Linked DNA regions of Homo sapiens: region 1 is linked to region 2. A link is a contact called in ENCODE Hi-C or POLR2A ChIA-PET data. All regions are on one chromosome and are shown on one strand. Each heading gives the region's core, a stretch centred on a gene start or an enhancer-like site at or near the end of the contact. The rest is flanking DNA. Distances are from core to core; before and after follow the strand shown.

Region 1 (4,862 bases), core at 1,580-4,079, 330 kb after region 2:
GATGCTAAACATTTTCAGATCACTGCAGAAAGTTCTATTGGACATCACTGCTCTACACCAGGAGTCAACAAACTATAGCCTGCAGACTAAATTCAGCCAACTGCTTATTTGTATAAATAAAGGTCTACTGGAACACAGCCATCCTTATCCATACTGGTTTACGTATTATCTGTCGATGCTTTGGCACTACAATAGAGTTGAGTAATTGCACCAGAGACAGTAAAGCCCAAAAGGCCTAAAATATTTAGTATCTGCCAGAAAAAGTTTGCTGATCACTGCTCTAGATTATCAAATTTCATTGAAAAAGAACACATTAATTTCCCTTAGGCCTCAAAAAGTTTTTGAAGGCTTGCATTACAAAAATGACAAACCAGTTAAACATAAACAGATGTCTACTTCATTTACTAAGTGTTAAAGATACTTAATTTTTTACCATAAACCCATAAAACCAAAATTTGTCCTAAAATGTATTTAAATACTGGTATTTTCTAAGCATCTCTATAAAATAGCTAGTAAAAGCACAGAAGACAGATTACTAGTCTAGCAATTCTAAAAGAGCTGGCCTAAGAGAAAATATTTATTTCTCAAAAATATGCCTATTTTCCTTAGCAATATCTAATATCTGTTCAAAGAAATGGGGCCAGGCGTGGTGGCTCACACTTGTAATCCCGGCACTTTGGGAGGCCGAGGCAAGTGGATCATGAGGTCAGGAGATTTAGACCATCCTGGCTAACACGGGGAAACCCCATCTCTACTAAAAATACAAAAAAAAAAAAAAATTAGCCGGGCATGGTGGTGGGCGCCTGTAGTCCCAGCTACTCGGGAGGCTGAGGCAGGAGAATGGCATGAACCCAGGAGGCGCAGCTTGCAGTGAGCCGAGACTGCGCCACTGCACTCCAGCCTGGGAGACAGCGAGACTCCATCTCAAAAAAAAAAAAAAGAAATGGGCCAGGCACAGTGACTCATGTCTGTAATCCCAGCACTTTGGGAGGCTGAAGCAGAAGGATCACTGGAGCCCAGGAGTTCGAGACCAGCCTGGGCAACACAGTGAACACAGTGAGACCTCGTCTCTACAAAACAACAACAAAAATTAGCCAGCACGTGCATCTGTGGTCCTAGCTACGCAAGAGCCTGAGGCAGGAGGATCACTTGAGCCCAGGAGTTCAAGGCTACAGTCAGCTACGACTGCACGACAGCACTCCAGCCTTGGTGATAGAGTGAGACAGTCTCAAGTGAAAAAAATGAAAAAAGAAATTTATCAACTGTTTGGAAAAGCAGTACATTTCTTAGAAAAAATACATTAGAAGTATTTACATCTAACCACCTATTTCATATAACATTACTGTATTTCAGGCTTTCAAAGCAATTACTAAAAACTTCGTTTTTTAAGAAAAGTAAATAAACTTGCGTTTTTAAAGGAATTTGGTCTGCTTTTAAAATCAGTGGAGCATCTTTACCAATTAAAGGCATTTTTAATTGAATATAATTTTGTGTATTATGTGACCAACTCTGTACAAGGCACTGGACAGAATGATGATCCTTTTGCAGCTAGTAATTTATGAGGCATATTAGTATCACTTACAGTGACTTTACATATGTAAGAACAAAGGGGTAGAAACACAGCTGAGGAGTACACCGAGTGATTAAGAGAAGGCTTCAAGGAGGAAAGCTATTTGAGTTGGGTATTGAAGTATGAGTTTTACAGGTTTGTAAGGATAAGGGAAAAGGGGGAGGGAAGAATGGCACAGCAACACCATTCTAAAGTGAATGTAGAACAAAGAAAATGAGACATGAAAGGACTTAAGTACCAGAAAATACGAGTTCAATGCTACAGAAGTATATAGCTTAAATGCAACTGGAAAAAAGAAATGGTGGCAGGTATAAAGACTACAGACTTCAGGGTCTGAATGTAAATGTCTTTACATGACAAACTAAGGAATTAAAATTGGATCTAAGTCTCAAGTATGAATCATGCAAGGAGAGAAGAGAAAGAGATGAGATTGGATCTGATAGTATAAGCCATAGCAAACGTATAGCTTTCCAAAAAGAGATATGACATGATTGATTTTATAGGAAAATGACACTAGCAGCAATTTGGATCTTGGACTATAGTGAGAGACCAACCAGCTACTATCCAAATCAGAAATAATGGCCAAAAGTGTTGACAGTGAGGATGAAGAAAAAAACAGATGAAAAGCAGCAGCATGGCCAGGTAAGGTGGCTCACGCCTATAATCCCAGCACTTTGGGAGGCCGAGGCAGGTGGATCACCTGAGGTTGGGAGTTCGAGACCAGCCTAACCAACATGGAGAAACCCCATCTCTATTAAAAATACAAAATCAGCCAGGCGTGGTGGTGCATGCCTGTAATCCCAGCTACTCAGGAGGCTGAGGCAGGACAATCGCTGGAACCCAAGAGGCGGAGGTTGCAGTGAGCTGAGATCGCACAATTGCACTCCAGCCTGGGCAACAAGAGCAAACTCCATCTCAAAAAAAAAAAAGAAAAGAAAAAAGAAAAGCAGCAGCTACATGTAGTAGAATCTACAGTCCTGCACTCCCACTTTGTAAATGTCCTGTATATGTGATAATTTCCCTTTTCCATATTTTTTTTTGGTATAAATGCACTTTTGGCATGCAAAAAGGTTTATACAGTAAGTTATCAAGACTGGAGGTAAGATGGCCTTTTTTTGTTTTTCCTCCCATGGTATTAGGAAGGAAAATGCAAGAACTCTTGAGTTAGATGTGGATTACAGGCTATCTCTGCTGTGACACTATGAGCATGACAGTTAACCTCTCAAAGCTCTAGGTTTCTCATTTGTAAAAAGAGGAAATTGAACTAGATGATCTAAAACTTTGGAAAGTTCTAATCCTCTGATGATACTGACAAATCTTTAATCTTCTGTAAGTGTCCAACAAAAATGCAAATACAATAATCTAACTACAAACCGATTGTGAAAAACCCATCAAACACAGGCAAATACTATTGTACCTATTAGCTATATGCATCTACATGTACTCATTGTGAAGAATTTCATGACATACATTAAGTTATGTAGTCATCAACCACTCATTTGAAACCCTGACAAAACAAACTCTGTAAGCTGTGTCAGCCATGCAAGGCACCACGCTCGGCTAATTTTTGTATTTTTAGAAGAGACGGGGTTTCGTCTTGTTGGCCAGGCTGGTCTCCTGGTCTCAGGTGATCCACCTGCCTCGGCTTCCCAAAGTGCTGGGATTAAAGGTGTGAGCCACGGCGCCCGGCCAACAAAAGAACTTTTTAACAATATTCCTTTATCGATCAAATTTTTAAATGTTTCTAACTGGAAAAATGCAGTCTTGAAATTTGTAACCATAAATTGTCATGTGCGACTTCTTAATAATGAAGAAAATTTATTTTATGAATTCTTGCTTGTATTAAAAAGTTCAGAAATATTCTGAACTTGTTTCTCTTCAAGAGTAACATTTGGCTGGGTGTGGTGGCATGAGCCTGTAATGCCAGCACTTTGGGAAGCCAGGAGTTCAAGACCAACCTGAACAACACAGCAAGACCCTGTCTGTAAAACGAAAAAACAAAAAAAGAACAACTTTTAAACCGGATTTTTTTTTTTTTTTAAAGTAAAAGAGAGTTGGAGGTCCAGCATGATGGCTCACACTTGTAATCCCAGCATTTTGGGAGGCTGAGACAGGAAGATCACTTGAGCCCAGGAGTTCAAGACTAGCTCTGGCAACACAGCAAGACCCGGTCTCTACAAAAAATATTCAAAAGTATAAATATTAAATAAAAAGGAGAGTTGGGTCAAAAGCCTCTCTTCCTGCAAAACAAAAAGGTGAACAAATAACTTTTTTTTTTTTTTGAGACAGAGTCTCGCTCTGTCGCCCTGGCTGGAGTGCAGTGGCGGGATCTCGGCTCACTGCAAGCTCCACCTCCCGGGTTCACGCCATTGTCCTGCCTCAGCCTCCCGAGCAGCTGGGACTACAAGTACCCGCCACCATGCCCGGCTAATTCCTTTTGTATTTTTAATAGAGACGGGGTTTCACCATGTTCACCAGGATGGTCTCGATCTCCTGACCTCGTGATCCACCCGCCTCGGCCTCCCAAAGTGCTGGGATTACAGGCGTGAGCCACCGCACCCGACCCAGAGAATATTTTTAATTAAAGGTGAAAAACTCAGATGTAAATCTTGCATTTCCAGCCTCTTATAAATTTGTGATATAATTAATATTGCCTAAAGTCATACTTCAAGGGAAATAACATTTTGCTAACTGTAGTATTAAACTTTTCTAATGATATTTTATTTCTTCTAATGTTTCTTCTAAAGACCTGAACAATGTTTTGGTTATATACTACATTATATATACCAGAATCATTTATCTTTAATGTAACCTATGTGATTTCTGGCTCCCTAAAATAGCATTATGCATTTTCTGAGTTAACCAAAATAAAATCTAGAAAGAGCTAAACTGTAATCTACCATGATCGGAGTGTAAAATCCTTTACTATGCAAATCTGCCCACTGTTTAAAACAGTAAAAAAAAAAAAAAAAAAAAATTTAACATGAACCCAAAGGACACAGATGTTCTTTCAAATTGCTGGTATCAATGAACATAAAATTAATCCCACTACCAACCCACAAGAGACGTGGGTGTTTACTGTAAAGTTGCAAATCTCAACCAGATCTTTCATCCAGGAAAAAAGCCTTTATTACGGTTTTTCTTATACGTAATACAGTGATTTAAACTAATGCTTTCAGATCCTGAGAGGTTTTTTTTTTTTTTAGAAAAAAAGCATTATATTTTGAAGACACACAAACTAATCTTACTCTAGTAAAGAAGCTTTATTAATTCTAATTAACAAATTTCACTC
Region 2 (4,666 bases), core at 270-2,769:
GTTACAACCAGTTTAAAGAAGTTAATGAAACTCACATACAAAAGCAATAAGGAATGCTATTCTAAATTTACAAATACAGTTGCACATTGCAAAACAACATTTTGGTCAACAATGGACCCCATATATGTTGGTATTCCCATAGGGTATAATGGAGCTGAAAAATTCCTGTTGCCTTGTAACATCATAGCTGTCCTAACATCATAGCACAATGCATTACGCAATGTATTTGTGGTGATGCTGGTGTAAACCAATTCACCGTACTACCAGTTGTATAAACGCATAGCACATACAACTATGTACAGTGCATAGGACTTGATAATGATCATAAGCAACTGTATTACTAGTTTACGTATTTACTATACTGTACATTCATCATTATTTTAGAGTGTACTCATCGTACTTATAAAAAAAGTTAGCTGTAGGCCGGGCTTGGTGGCTCATGCCTGTAATCCCAACACTTTGGGAGGCCAAGGCAGGCAGATCACCTGAGGTTGAGAGTTTGAGACCAGCCTGTCCAACATGGAGAAACCCCGTCTCTGCAAAAAATACAAAATTAGCCAGGCGTGGTGGCGGGTGCCTGTAATCCCAGCTACTCGGGAGGCTGAGGCAGGAGAATCGCTTGAACCCGGGAGGCAGAGGTTGCGGTGAGCCAAGATCACGCATTGCACTCCAGCCTGGGCAACAAAAGTGAAACTCTGTCTCAAAAGAAAAAAAAAAGTTAGCTGTAAAACAGCCTAAGATAAGTCCTTCAGGAGGTGCTCCAGAAGATGGCATTGTTGTCATAGGAGACGACAGCCCCAAGGATATTATTGCCCTTGAAGACATTCCAGTGGGACAAGGAGTAGAGGTGGAAGGCAGTGATATTGATAATCCTTACCCTGTGTGGCCTAGGCTAATGTATGTGTTTCTGTCTTCATTTTTAACAAAAAAGTTTAAAAAGTAAAAAAAAAAAAATTTAAATTAAAAAAGTTTATAGAATGAGGATATAAAGAACAAATATTTTTATACAGCTGTACAATGTGTTTGTGTATTAAGCCAAATATTATTAGAAAACAGTCAACAAGATTGTTAAAATTTAAAAGTTCATAGGATAAAAATGTTACGGTAATCTAAGGTTAATTTATTATTGAAGAAAGAAAAAAACGTTAAATATATTTAATGTAGCCTAGGTGTACAGTGTTTATAAAATCTACCATCAGGTACAATAATGTCCTAAGCCTTCACATTTACTATCTCTCACTCACTGGCTCCCCCAGGGCAGCTTCCAGTCCTGTAAGCTCCATTCATAGTAAGTGCACTACATACATGTAGCATTTCAAATCTTTTTTACTGTATTTCTACTGTGCCTTTTAAATATTTAGATATGTTTAGATGCAGAAATATTCACCACTGTGTTCCAATTGCCTACAGCATTCAGTTCAGTAACATGCTGTTCAGGTTTGTAGCCTCGAAGCAATAGGCTCTACCCTACAGCCTGGTGTGTAGTGGGCTATACCATCTAGGTTTGTGTAAGCACACTGTATGATGTTTGCACAATGACAAAATTGCCTAACAATACCGCATTTCTTAGAACATATCCTTGTGGTTAAGCATCACATGATTATAGATGCAAAACTGGTTTATTCACAGGGCAATTGCATTCTACCAATTCCACCAGTGCAATTAATTGCATTGTACTGGACATAATTTGTTTTCATAGACAAGAATCATTTGCATTATTGTCAGTTTTCTACAACTTAAAAAGTTGTAAAATAGCTCAAAAGCAATGAAAAATAAATATAACCCTGAAGGGTATACTAGACAGAACACTCAATTTTTTTGTCCATTTCAGTGTATTTCACAACGTTTATTGGCACCATAATATTGGTTTGTCCTTCTTGAAACATCTTCCATCTCCCATGCCACCCCAATCTCTTAATTTGCCTGTTCCCTTGCTGCTTGTTATATCTCATTCTCTTAGATCCCTCTCCTCTTCCCAATTTCTAAGTGTTGGGTGCCCCAAGGCTCTGAGTTCTTCTCTTTTCTTTTTACAGTCTACCTAGGTAATACCACCTCGTCTAAGATTTGGCAAACTATATCCTATGGGCCAAAATCTGACCCACTATCTGCTTTCTAAAATAAAGTTTTATTGGAACATGGTCATGATCATTCATTCACATATTGTCTATGGCTGCTTTCATATTATAATGGCAGAGTTGAGTGGTTGGGACAATCCTAAAACACTTACCATCTTGTTCTTTACAGACAATCTTAATGGCTTTCAAAACATACATTGATAATCCCCAGAGTTACATGTCCAACATGACCTCATCCCAGCACTCTAGACTTGTTAACACCTCCACCTTCTCCACATCTCCACCACACATCCCAAAGCCACATTTCACCGTGGCCACCCTCACTCCTGTTCCTCTCCAGCACTTCCCATCTCGGTAAATGACATCCCTGTCCTTGAGTTGCTCAGGCCAAAACCCTTGGTGTCTTTTACTACTCCTCTTTTGCTTTCACACTCCATATCCTTTTCCATTAGAAAATTCTGGTTGCTCTTCCTTTATAATAGACCCCGATTCTGTTATACTCTGTCTCTCCCAGCTGCTCTCCTTGCTTCCTCCCTCACCCCACATAGCAGGAAATAGAATCCAGATCAAGTCCCTCCCTTGCTCAGCTGCTTCCTATCATGCTCAGAAAAAAATGCAAAGTCCGGCCACAGCTCTGGCTGCTTCTTTGACCCACCTCCCTACCACTCTTTCTCAACTCCTGCTCCACTCCAGCCACACTGGCATCCTTGCTCATCCTCAAAGACAGCAAACACAGTAAACACCCACCTCCCTAGTCTCTGGATTTTTCGCGTGCTATTCCTCTGCCTGAAACTTCTGGTCCTGGAGAGCCACGTGGCTCATTTCCTCACTTCAGTCAGGTCATTGTTCTCTGCTCCTCCTAAAATATCAGTCCTCATCATTTTCTAGCCCCTTACCATGCTACCTTGTTTTGTTTTTCTTCAACCTAATTATATATATATGTAATACATATATAATATGTGCATTCTGATATCATTACTCTCAAATACGAGCTCCACGAGAGCAAGCATTTTGACATATAATAGGTGCTCAATAAATATATGTTGAATAAATGAATGAATGGACATAGTCCAAGCAGAGGGAATAATAAAACAAACTGTAAGCAATTTCCTAAAAGCAGTTTCTCCACACATGAATGGAAGAAGACTGGGGTCCTGGCTCTAACCCCACCCAGCACTCAGGCAAGCCTTTCAGCTTCCTAAAAGGGAGCCTACCAACAACACACTTGCCCTTTAGAAATGCAATAAAGTCATCTTAACACAATACAGGGTGGATATATTTCTGCCAGTAAGTGGAAGGGAGGTGGGAAGAAAGGGAGGGGAGAAAGCAGGGGCCTGAGAGGAAACTATGTATGTGCATTCTTCTAAATCTAGAAGGTGTAGTTGTTCAGTTGGGTGACTTAGAGTCCCTGGCACGTGAGTAAATGTTCTGATGTCCAGTGGTCCAAGGGGCCTCCAGGCCCAACCCTCATCTCAGCCTGGCCTTTCTATTCAAAGTGTCCCTGGAACCACATCTAGGTCCATACAAGGTATCCAGAAAGTAGAAAGAGGACAGACAACAAACACCACAATTGAGTTAATTGATGGGCAAAGAGTGACCAAGAGCTCTACTTATAAAATGACAAGTATGCATCCGATTATAAGGTTAGCTATAAATGGACCGGAAGCATCCAGAGCTAAGAAATCATCAACAAAGTGGGAAGGGGAGTTTGTGTGGTGGGGGAGGGGGAGGATGGCAGCTCACTGAGTTATTGCAGTAAGAGTCTTGCAGCCATTCTCATAGGGTCTGCCCCACCCTGTCCTCCCCTTGGCCCAGGGAACCTGCTCCAGCTACCAAGCCGAAGTCCTTCCTCAGGAGAGCCCAGTCAGAGCCTGCCTGGGGAAATTCCAGAGTCAAGTTTGTCTCAGCACCCTCTCACTTCACTTCCCACACTTCTCTCCAATTCCAGACACCCCATCACCTGTGTCCCACCATGCATCAGGCTGGGGCTGGTTTCTAATTGCCACCCTCACCTGTACCTAGCACTCACTGTGTTCTACCCATCTGAAGGCTCCTGGTTCCAAATTACCTCCTCTCCATTTCTCAAAGTCCTGCTTTCCAGGGCCTGTGAATCTAGATGGAATTTAGGCTAATACTGGATTCTCTGTCGAAAAATTACCTTGGCTCCCCCACTGCCTTTGAATGTTGATGTCCCCAGCATTTCTTTTTTTCTTTTCTTTTCTTTTTTTTTTTTTTTTTTTTTTTTGAGATGGAGTCTCACCCTGTCACCCAGGCTGGAGTGCAATGGCGCAATCTTGGCTCACTGCAACCTCTGCCTCCTGGGTTCAAGCAATTCTCCTGCCTCAGCCTCCCAAGTAGCTGGGATTACAGGCACATACCACCACACCCAGCTAATTTTTTTTGTATCTTTAGTAGGGACGGGATTTAATCACGCTGGCCAGGCTGGTCCCAAACTCCTGACCTCGTGATCTGCCCACCTCAGCCTTCCAAAGTGCTGGGATTACAGGCGTGACCCACCACACCCGGCCGTCCTCTGCATTTCTTATCCCTGGCTCTTCTTCCCCTATTTCCTCTCTCTCTCTTTTCGTAAA

The links. Hi-C counts contacts between places; a loop is a spot of excess contacts on that map. ChIA-PET counts read pairs that join two places held with the same protein, here RNA polymerase II (POLR2A). Pooled maps may share reads with other maps.
Region 1: a loop to region 2 is called in a pooled map, with 3 times the contacts of the local background. The contact joins two enhancer-like sites. A Hi-C loop is called at or near these places in 1 of 50 pooled maps. POLR2A ChIA-PET finds 5 or more read pairs at or near these places in 3 of 52 experiments (PC-3, PC-9 and Panc1).

What each region holds. Positions count from the first base shown.
Region 1 is chr6:110,808,287-110,813,148 of GRCh38, forward strand. The region is part of intron 1 of CDK19 (cyclin dependent kinase 19); the gene reads right to left. Among named protein-coding and RNA genes, the nearest start is that of CDK19, 4.8 kb to the right of the region's middle. Within about 2 kb of position 2,830, at least 3 of the 41 ENCODE cell types and tissues checked have a DNase peak (open chromatin) inside an H3K27ac peak, as active enhancers do.
Region 2 is chr6:110,482,977-110,487,642 of GRCh38, forward strand. No RefSeq gene overlaps it. Among named protein-coding and RNA genes, the nearest start is that of SLC22A16, 8.7 kb to the left of the region's middle. Within about 2 kb of position 1,520, at least 2 of the 41 ENCODE cell types and tissues checked have a DNase peak (open chromatin) inside an H3K27ac peak, as active enhancers do.